Linked DNA regions of Mus musculus: regions 1, 2 and 3 are each linked to region 4. The links are chromatin loops, found by intact Hi-C in ENCODE. Cell type or tissue: gastrocnemius. All regions are shown on one strand.

Region 1 (2,500 bases), 130 kb after region 4:
CTCACACAGCAGTTGTTGTACAGCATGTCAAAGCATTTGGGCTCTGGTTTTGAGCTTAGAATATGCCAATGTTTTCAGTTGGAAGCAGGAATGTTTCTGCTGATATGGTAAGAAGATAAAATAAGACATTTTCACCAAGTTATACTGCCTGAGAGTCTACTTGGCTCAAAGACAGAAATGTAACATGGGATCACAGGGGCCGAACCTAGACGCTGTGAGAAGAAGGAGGGACAGTGCTTGTTGTATGACTACGTGAGAACATTCAGAAGGCTTAGAAGCAGGACTGGTCTGTGGTCTCTACACAGGTTCTGAATGGGTCCCAGGGATTCTATCTCTGTTAGGTGTTCCCAGTGTGGCCTTGTCCAGTCACCTGTCACCTCTGGCTAGACAACTAACAACATCCTCACTGGCCTCCCTCCTCCTACCCTTTTATTTAGCCCATTCTGTTCACGGCTGCCAGTCATCTGACAGAACATGAGCTGGACTGTGTCATGCCCTGCCTGGGACCATCACTGGATGCTAACTGCTTTTGGCTATGTCATCTATGGTCCGCCACTGACCTCTTTTCCAAGTCCTATCTCCAGCCTCCCTTCGGCTGCTGAATGAGCCATGCCTTTCCCAGCCCGAGGTATGGGTACTGACAAATCCCTCAACCCAGACTGCTTTGCTCCAGAGGTATCTGTCTGGCTCCTTCTATCAATTCTGGCCTCAGCTCATATCTGCCATCCCTTCAGAGAGACCTTCTCCCACTCTCTAGTTAGAGCAGCCTGTGCCTATTCTCCTCTCATGGTCATTTCGTACAGACCATCTGCCAGAGGCCGGTTGCTGGACAAACAGTAGCGAACGCATCAATACAGCCTCTAAACTTCCCATTCCTCACTAGGTTTCTAGGTACCCACGTGTGTTCCTCCTGGAAGGCCTGCATGCCAGGTTCCATCTGCCTTTGCTCACCGAGAACTCAACAAATAGGTATCTGTTCAATGAAAGAGTGGATGTCGGGCTGGCAGGAACGTGAAGAGCTGGTGCATGCCCTGCCTCGAACTTGGCACCTGTGTGGATACCACTAGACTTACTAAAGACTCCTTCAAAGATATCACGCCTTGTTCCCAAGAATTTCCCTCTTACCATGCATTATTTCCACAACAGACAGACGATGTGTCCCCAATTCCACTGTTGAAAGCCTGTTCCTGCAGTGATGGTGTTAGGGGTGATTAGGTCACAAGGGTGGAGCCCTCTAGTGGGATTAGTGCCCTTTAGAAAACTATGAGGATGAAATGCTTGTTGTTTGAGCCATGGTTTTCTGGCACAGTACCCCAATCTAAGACACCCACTTATGGCAATGTTGGCAATCAGGTAACACGGGAGAGGAGGCGTGAATGCTTCCTTGGGGTGACATCAGTATCTGTTATCTAAAAGGAGCCCCCACCCACCAGCTCCACGTGCCTCCTCATTGCCACTTGGGCTCTATGACCTGCCAAACCCCAGCATTCCCCAGCTATAGGGCTAGGCCCGCCCCGTGACACCTCAACGGACCCAACAGCTTGCCTGGCACAAACGTTCTCTCATACAGGCCAGCTGTTCCCTTTCCCTTGTTGGGAGACTTCAGCCAGTCTTGGATTCACTTTATCTTTTCTAACATATAACAAAACTTCTTGGCAGAAGCCCAAAGGCACGTCTTCAGTACGACCACCCCGTGGTTCCTTCTGCTGACCCTAGGGTGCTGAGAGGCCTTGCAAATACTGCAGACAAAGCCAGCACCAGCTCAGAACTGCCTACCTGTCCCAGAGCGGCAGCCTAAGAAACTGACAGCCTCTGCGGTTCTGAGCTGCAGTACCAACAACCCAGGATCTCTGAAACCTGACTCCAAATACAGCAGCAGAAACACTGCCAAAAGGAAGTGCGGCAGTGTTGTTTGCTGAAGGTTTCCATTCTCCCAGGCTTGGCCTGAAGCCCCTCAGTTTAACTGGTCCCTCAAGAGGCCGCAGAACAAAAGTGACCAGTGCCTCTTTTGACACCAGTCTATGCTTTCAGGACAAGTAAGCATCCCCCCAAACCCCAAGGTCACCAACAAGACAGGCTAAGACTTGGGGGAGGAGCTGACAGCTCCACCTCAAAAGGTTTTGGGTACAAAGCTTTTACCCAAGCCATGGGGTAAACTGCATGATTACTCCAAATGTTCATTTCTTTGGGGGAAATCTCTTCAAACACTACTATTCCTAGCATCTGAGTTAGATCCAGAGGAGGTGGCCAGAGAAATCAGAGGCTTAGAGGAAGGAGGTTAGTCTGCCCTGAGGACACTACCTTCTCTCTCCCCGAAATACACCCCCATCTCAAGGGCACTTACGGGCCTCTTCCTGGGGTCCCATCCCTGTCCAGATGGTGCCCCCAACCAGTGGCAGCGGCATGGTACGGGCGGCTGGTCCAGGCCAAGAGTTGCGGATGGTGGAAGGCAAGTGGGGAACAGTAATCACGACATTATTCCAAATATCCATCGAAGACG
Region 2 (2,500 bases), 120 kb after region 4:
ACCCAGGTCCCCCTCCTTTTAGCCCACCTCAGACTCTTCCCTCTCCAAACACCACTGAGCACCCTGAGACGTGAGATGTGCAGTGTGTCCTGCTGCATGACATGCAGGGGTGTGTGTGGGGTGATCATCGGCATCAAAGATTTAGCAGTAGCTCTGGCCCCCAACCAGCAAAAGCTGGCAGCACCTCCAGGCAACCGTGGCTGTTAAAACTGTCCCCACCTATTTCCAAGAGTCACTAAGCAGGCATGACCATTTCCACCAGGAACTGTGCCTCTTCACATTTTACAGGTTGCAAAACAAAGGCTTAGAAAAGCAGGGTGAGTTGCCTGCAGTTGCACAAGTACTGCAGGCAGGGCTGGCACTGCACTGGCAACAAATGGGGACAATCACAATCAGGGTTGCCACTGCACCCGGTGCTCTTGTCGTGCAACATGACTCTTCCTTCTGCCTGCCTTCCCCAGCCCTGAGTACCGTGATCCTGAGACCTCTGTCCGTTTTCCAGAGCATGACTGGCCCCCAGCTATGAGAACAAGAGAGTTAAAGAGTTCCACAGTAAGCTGCTTCCCACCAGTGACTGCCGGGAAGGTAGTGTACCAACGCCCCAGCCCCCTCACTGGTACCTGGGGTGACATCAAAGCACCCCATTCCGGCTCCTGGGGCTTCTGAGCAGGACTGAGCCCCAGATTATAGTGGTAGTCTGCTTAGTGCCCACCTGGTCTATCTTGCTGGCCTCACTTCCCACTCTCCATCCACATGGAGTTTCTGAGATCTCCTCCCAAAGAAACCCAAGGGGTCGTGGATATCTTCACCCTCCTTACCAGCCCGTGAGTTGATGCTGTTATGTCTGTTGGACAGATAAAGACATCAAAGCTCAGAAAGCACAAGTTACTCACTGAAAGGTGCTCAGCTCACAAGTACTGAAAGCTGCCTAGCCATGGTGCCCTGGCCCTGTGTTTCCAGCACTAGGAAGCTAGGGTCAGAGAATAGCAGGTTAGAGGCCAGCCTGGGCTATAGGGTAAGACTGAGTTTGAGGACAAGCTGGACCATCTAGTATGAACCTGTTTCCACAAACAGAACAAGTGCTGTGTACCACCAGTTCCTGTGCCCATTTTGCACGTCAATGTTTTACATGCTGGGCCCCAAGCTAGAAGACAGGGGTCAGGCACTGTGCCAAGTTGTGAGCAACTTTAGCTTGAAGCAACCCTCCCAAAGATGGGACGTGGTGTGAGCACCGCTGGAGATCCACACAGGGCTGGGCTGCACAGGAAAGGCACCCCACGGGGAGAATAGGCATAGCCATCTCCTGTAGTTCTGAGCATGGAGTGGTTGGAGCTATATGCTGAAATTTCTCCCATCGTCTATCAGACTTATCTGCTGAAGGCCAACTGGGAATACACTCTACCATGTCAGGAACCTTCTCTGGTTCCCACTGACAATTCCCCCCACCCCCTACCACCAGACAGGGTCCTCCATCCACCCTTTTGTCCCCTCCTGCCTGCCCAGAGAACCTGTGGGAAGTAGGGGCTGTAGCTACATTGGGGCTTCCAGAAAGGCTTTCTGAGACTCTTGTCCCATCACACCAGAGCCTACTTGTGGCTGCTCTTCCAACGAACCTTGGGGGAGACAGGGAAGTCTTGAAAGCCTTCATGTTCAGAAGCCTGCAGCAGAATAATTTACTGAGATTCCCCCTCCGGGGTGCCTACTGCAGAGATGCCCCAGCCCAGGGTAGGGATGGGGTAGGAATCACCAAGGAGGCCTCATTTCCTGCCAGTCCTCTGACTACACAAGTGGCCCAGCAGCTGCTGGTCTGACTGAGCCTTTTGACCTAGGAGCCCTGTCCCTGTGCCCGCACCTTGACCTAGGTTTCAGTAGGTGCTGCTGATTTCCAACTCATTTGCCAAGTCTGTTAGTGACAGCCAATGATGCCAGGTGCCTGTTTACTCAAGTTCCTCTCCTTTAAAGCTTTTTTTTCCATCTTAAAAGCCGATTTAAGAACTGAAGATATGTTCAGTGGCTAAGAGCATCCACTGCTCTTGCAGGGGACCCAGGTTCTGTTCCCAGCACCCACATGGTGGTTTCGAATTACCTATAACTCCAGTTCTAGGGACTCCAACGGCCTCATCTGACCTCCACGGTCCCCTACATGCACATGGACTCACATAGGATGCATAAAATAAATAATTTTTTTAAAAGTTGATTTAAAGGAAATTATGTAAAAAACAATTCAGGGGCCATCAATGCGGCTTAGCTGATATAGGTACTTGCTGCCAAGCCTGACTTCCTTAGTTTGATCCCAGGATCCACACAGTAGAAGGAAAGAAACCAACTTTTACAAGTTTCTCTCTGATATCTACATGTGTACCATGGCATACCCATGCCCACCCTTGCATACATAAATAAATGTAATAAAAGAAAGAAGGTGAAGGTGGTCGGTGGGGAGCAGAAAGCAGCCTTCTCGGGGCACGGACTTAGTGCTTCTCTTCTAGACAGCCTTCTAGAA
Region 3 (2,500 bases), 110 kb after region 4:
GAACATAGTGATGATAAAGCACTTATCTAGGACACACAAGGCCCTAGGTTCAATTCCCACAACAAAACAAATAAACCATTTTTTAAAAAATCTGTCAACACTCCATCTTATAAACAAGGTTAAGAAGCCTGAAAATACCCAAGGATTCATGTGTACATTTCCTGATGTGTAATGTCTCTATAATTTACAATGGTCCAGGTATACCACAAGATAGATTTCCCTCCCTTCTCCACTCTCCTTCTGACCTTTTTTAAAAAAATATTAATTTGTTTATTTACTTTACATCCTGATCATGGCGCCCCCTCCTCTCAGTCCTCCCTCACACAGCTCCTCCCTCCCTCCCTCCCTCCCTCCCTCCCTCCCTCCCCCTTCCTTCCTTTCTATTCCCGGACACATGAGCATTTATTAAGTACCTACTGTATGTAGAGCTGGAAGATAGCCCTAGGGGAAAAGGCACTATCAAATTAGACAGCAGGTGGAGGAGAGGACCTCTCTCTCTGCTCCCACCTCTCCCCTCCCCTGCCAGCCCACTCTCTCTGTAACAAACCCTTCATATTGGTGAGTGGTTTCTGTAGGTTCATCCTCATTACCCATGACCCTTCCCAGGGCTGGCTATCATGGCTGTGTGGCTACAGTCCCCTGTGAAGCAGCGAGTTTCCAGCCGGTGAGGAAGGGAGAGCCTTCCACTTAGGTCCTGGACCTTCTCCTCCCTGTGTCTCCTTAGCTTGTCCCAAAACAACATCACTGATGTGGGTGCCTGCAAGCTTGCAGAAGCTCTGCCAGCCCTAGCCAAGTCCCTCCTAAGGCTGAGGTGAGTGAGGTACCCCCCACTGAATGGGCTGGGGAGATGGGGGTGGGGTGGGGCTGGGGGGAGGTAGGGGTGAGGGGGGTATAGGACCCCCTTTTGCTGCTCTTTGTGGCACATCACCACAGCCTTGGGGCAAGTCGCTTACTAGTTCCAAGTCTCTATTTCTTCATCTGTAAAATATGAACCATGTCAATGGATCATGTGTCATACTCCAGCGCTATCCCTAGTGAGCAGTAGTAGATGGTTGCCCTTTACCCAAGGAAGAGCCCACTGGAAAGCCCTGCAGTGCTGGCTTCTGGGCTGTCCACCACTATTCCAGCTAGTTCTCACACTGCCACCTTCTGGAAGACCTTGGTGTAGCAGCTCCAACTTCTAAATTCCTTTCAGCAAGTCTTTGGTACTAAGGGGCCTGAGAGGGAACTGAATTTGGCCCAGAGCCCCAGCCATTCAGCTCAGCAGTAGCAGCTCTTGGCTAGCCATATAGGAAAGGATTTCCTTCCCCAAGTCTAGGAGAGGTGTCTGCTATGCACCTCTACTGAGGCAGCCACTCCTACAGCCTTCCAAGCAGGTCCTCTTTGTGCCCTGCAAAATTCATAATGTGTGTACTCGTTACCTAAACTAGGTTGTGCTAAGTGTATAGGATTCCCTAACATGGGTGTCTTGGGGGTCGGGGGTTGGAGGTCAGGAAAGTCTAGGTCATACGGGCAGGTGCCTGTGGGCCAGGAAGGCATACTAACTACTATTGTTGCTGAGACCAGATACCAAACAAAGACAACCTAAGGAAGGGAGGAAGGAAGGAAGGAAGGAAGGAAGGAAGGAAGGAGGGAGGGAGGGAGGGAGGGAGGGAGGGAGGGAGGGAGGGAGGGAGGGAGGGAGGGAGGGAGGGAGGGGTTCTTTGGGTTCACAGTGTGAGGTGCAGCCCATGATGGTGGGAGGGCATGTGGCAGGAATGTGAAGGCGACCGGTCCCATTGCATCTGCAGCCGGGAAGCAGAGAGTACTGAGTGCTGTGCTCAGCCTGCTTTTCCCTTTTACATTTTAAAAAAATACTGTGTGTGTATGTGTGTGTGTACATGTGTGTGTATGTATGTGTGTGTGTGTTGTCTGCATATACACCTATATGGCAAACACACACACGGTACCTGCAGTGACCAGACGATGATAGTAGGTCTTACTGGACTTAAATGGCTTACTGCTATTTCATAATATTGAATACATTCATTCCAACTACAAAGTCCCCAGAGTTTCCAGGTTTTCTTCTTCCTGTGGCCAACCCAACTCACCTTCTGTGGTAGCTCATTTGGCCCTGAGCAGTTTCTGTGTCACACTGTGAGACCTGAATGATGCATAGCCCACAGCATAAACCAAGAGCCTACCTGCTCTCCCTACAGTGACCCCCTCCTACCAGTTCTACAAATGAGCAGCCGTGTGGGTAGGAAGTAGACTGGATAGGAAGAGGCACGTCTTTGAACCTGGGAAGCTCCTCCCCTTATAATTTCCATGCTTTGGGCTGAGAAAGACCTCTCTCCCTCTCCCTCTCCCCCTCCCCTCCCTCTCCCCCTCCCCTCCCTCTCCTTTTCCTTCTCTCCCCTCCCCCAGTCTTTCCCCTCTTTCCCCCTTCTTTCTTTCCTCTCTTCTCTCTTTCCTACCCCCTCTCTCTTTCCCTCTCCTTTTCCCCTCTCCCCTCCCTTCT
Region 4 (2,500 bases):
TCACAGACACATACAGGAGAAATGGTAGCAGCAAGGACAGTGGGGACCTGCAGAAGTGAGAGAAAGCTAGGGAAAGCTCCCAGTGGGGGCACAGGAGTGGGTTTGAAGAGGTTTCACTGAACAGATCTGAGGGGAAGCAACAAAACACAAAACAAAGTATTTTTCTAAATAGCACAGCAATTTTAAGAGGGCGGGGGTGTCAGCCCAGGAATGCTGGTGGTGCACATTGTAATCCCAGCAACTGAAAGACGGAGGCAGGAGGATCAAATGAGAACTTACACTGCTGGCGATTGAATTTATGGCTTTTCACTTGCTGGACAGGTACTCTACCACTGAGCTACACCCCTTTATAAAGTCTCCCCTCTTAGCCAAACATGGCAAGAAAATCATTAATTCAAGATCAGCTTGAGCAGAAGAGAGGAGAGGAGAACAGAGAAGAAATAGAGAGGGACGGACAAAGTGTTTTGTTGGATCTGTATTGTTTCAGTGCTGGGGACTAAATATAGGACCTCATGCATGATAGATCAAGCACTCTACCAATTGAGCCACAATCCCAGCCTGTAACAGAATCTAGGGTAGGGCAGATTATTTGAAACTGAGTAAATATTGACATTGATTGTACTTTTATTAGTAGTACTGCATCAACACTGAGGCCACGGAGAATAACGTTCGTTGGCGACAAAAACCATACTTAAAAAAACAAAACAACAACAAAAACAAAAACAGAATCAAAAACCTGCATTATGTGTAAGAGTCCATCCTCGCTTTCCCTATGAGTTCTGGGATTTGGATACAGGCTGGCTCAACAGAATCTTTAATCGTTAGAGCCACTTCATTTGCTCAGGTATCATATATTTCTGAGTCTCGCCCTGTTTTAGCGGGAAGAGGCATAGGAATCCCACCCACTGCACACACGGTTTTGCGCGTGCGCAGTCCTGGTCTGGCGAGACAGTTCCCGCGGCCGGGGGGTCAGATTGGACCTGCGAGGCGGAAACACGCCCCTGAGGTTCCGGCGAGCGCAGCCCGGGCAAGAGCGGCAGCATGGAGGAGGCGCCCCACGGTGAGCTATCGCAGGACGTGTGGGTGGTCCCGCTGGGACCGAACCACTCTGACTGTGCCTTCGTCTTCCCGCAGGCTGCCCCGGGGCCGACAGCGCCCAGGCCGGCCGAGGAGCCTCGTGCCAGGGATGCCCCAACCAGAGGCTGTGCGCATCCGGAGCCGGCGCTGCTCCGGATCCCGGTGAGGAAGCGGCGGGCAGATCAGGAAGTGGAAGGGGCGGGACTTGAGGGTGAATGGCAGCGGCTAGTGGGCAGTATTCTAATTGGTTGGGGGGAGGGCGTAGAAGGCGGAGCTTGAGCGAGAGGGAGGTTTTAAAAATCAAATAGCGGAAAAACAGTGATGGAAATGGAGGTTTAGTCTGATCTGCGGTAGACAGGGAACCGAAGGGGGCATTAAAATAAGCTTGGCGGCACAGGCTTGTTCCCCCGGAACTTGAGGGGCAGAAGCAGGAGGATGGCTACAAGTTAAAAGCCAGCCTGGACTACAGGATGAGACCCTGTATGAGTGAATGAATGAATCAGTGAATGAATGAATGAATGAACGAACGAACATTAGGTCGAGTGTGTTGGCACATGTTTGTAATCTCAGCATTTAAGAGGCTAACCCCGGGCTTAGATGAGACCCTGTCTTTATTAAAAAAAAAAAAAAAATCAGTAAATAGGACCTCAAAGAAGGATAGAATAGATAAAAGTGATGTCGGGCAGGTACAGGGCTTAAGTAATAACCGCTACCTCAGTATCCACAAGGCCAAGCACAGAGAGGAGAATGGAAAAATACTGAGATCTTTCAGGCCTGAGTCCTGGCACATGTCCATCACAGGTCACAGAGGCTCTGCTCTCTCTGTGGCAGAGAGAAGGACCCTCCTGTTAAGGAGTCTATCTTTCAGCAGACATGAATGTTCATTATCTCAGTGGAGAGACAGATGGGGGACTGAGAGCAAAGTGGGGAGGAAGCAGGAGCAGGCACGTTAAACTCACCAGGGATCAGCACTGTGAGGGGCCATCTCCAGGGCGAGGAGGACTGAAAGCCTAGCTGGAAGGAAGGCTTTTCAGAGAGAGGCTGGGTTTGGTTGTTGAGTCTCCTGAAAACTGATCTTGAGCAAGAATGCCCTCATGGTGAAGACCAGTCTCCCCACAGTGTAGTCTGTAAAGATTTGAAACAAGACGTGACATTGGAAACCCAGTACGTTGCTGGGATGGTTGCTTCTGAGAGCCTGTGAGTTTCCCATCTGCAGCCCTGGGGACATTGGAGTTGATCATCCCTTGTACTGGGCCTAACCTGTGCTTAAGACACTTAGCATCCATCATCCGAGATGCCAGTAGTAGTCCCTCCTGTGGCATCCAGAGAATTTCTGCAGATGTTAGCAGATGCCTCCTGGGTTCTGTTGAGGAGCTGGGCTTTGAACACCCCACTCTCTCCTCGGAGGGCATGTGCTACTGCA

Evidence for each region. A loop is a pair of places that touch in the nucleus more often than their neighbours do. Peaks named below come from ENCODE experiments on the same cell type or tissue, not always from the same donor. Only the 100,000 strongest peaks of a DNase experiment are listed, where the experiment ranks them.
Region 1: it touches region 4 in a loop (3-fold over the local background); 5 of 42 quality-filtered maps call a loop at or near these places.
Region 2: a loop joins it to region 4, with 4 times the contacts of the local background. A loop is called at or near these places in 22 of 42 quality-filtered maps.
Region 3: it touches region 4 in a loop (4-fold over the local background); 38 of 42 quality-filtered maps call a loop at or near these places.

The regions. Positions count from the first base shown.
Region 1 is chr16:10,539,928-10,542,427 of GRCm38, forward strand. Dexi (dexamethasone-induced transcript) reads right to left here. Exons shown (of 2, transcript NM_021428.4): 1 at 2,345-2,500. The coding sequence ends at 2,476. Among named protein-coding and RNA genes, the nearest start is that of Dexi, 1.9 kb to the right of the region's middle. In gastrocnemius, a CTCF peak has its summit at 1,206 (motif pointing left); DNase peaks (open chromatin) are centred at 1,026, 1,663 and 1,963; H3K4me3 peaks cover 2,114 bases; H3K27ac peaks cover 1,969 bases.
Region 2 is chr16:10,532,092-10,534,591 of GRCm38, forward strand. All of the region lies in intron 1 of Dexi (dexamethasone-induced transcript), which reads right to left. Among named protein-coding and RNA genes, the nearest start is that of Dexi, 9.7 kb to the right of the region's middle. In gastrocnemius, no CTCF peak of the experiment used is centred here; a DNase peak (open chromatin) is centred at 1,218; H3K27ac peaks cover 320 bases.
Region 3 is chr16:10,520,244-10,522,743 of GRCm38, forward strand. It overlaps Ciita (class II transactivator), which reads left to right. Exons shown (of 19, transcript NM_001302618.1): 15 at 725-811. Among named protein-coding and RNA genes, the nearest start is that of Dexi, 22 kb to the right of the region's middle. In gastrocnemius, a CTCF peak has its summit at 1,148 (motif pointing left); a DNase peak (open chromatin) is centred at 1,158.
Region 4 is chr16:10,410,936-10,413,435 of GRCm38, forward strand. It overlaps Nubp1 (nucleotide binding protein 1), which reads left to right and starts at 1,003. Exons shown (of 11, transcript NM_011955.2): 1 at 1,003-1,060; 2 at 1,135-1,239. The coding sequence starts at 1,042. In gastrocnemius, no CTCF peak of the experiment used is centred here; DNase peaks (open chromatin) are centred at 989, 1,238 and 1,895; H3K4me3 peaks cover 1,480 bases; H3K27ac peaks cover 1,037 bases.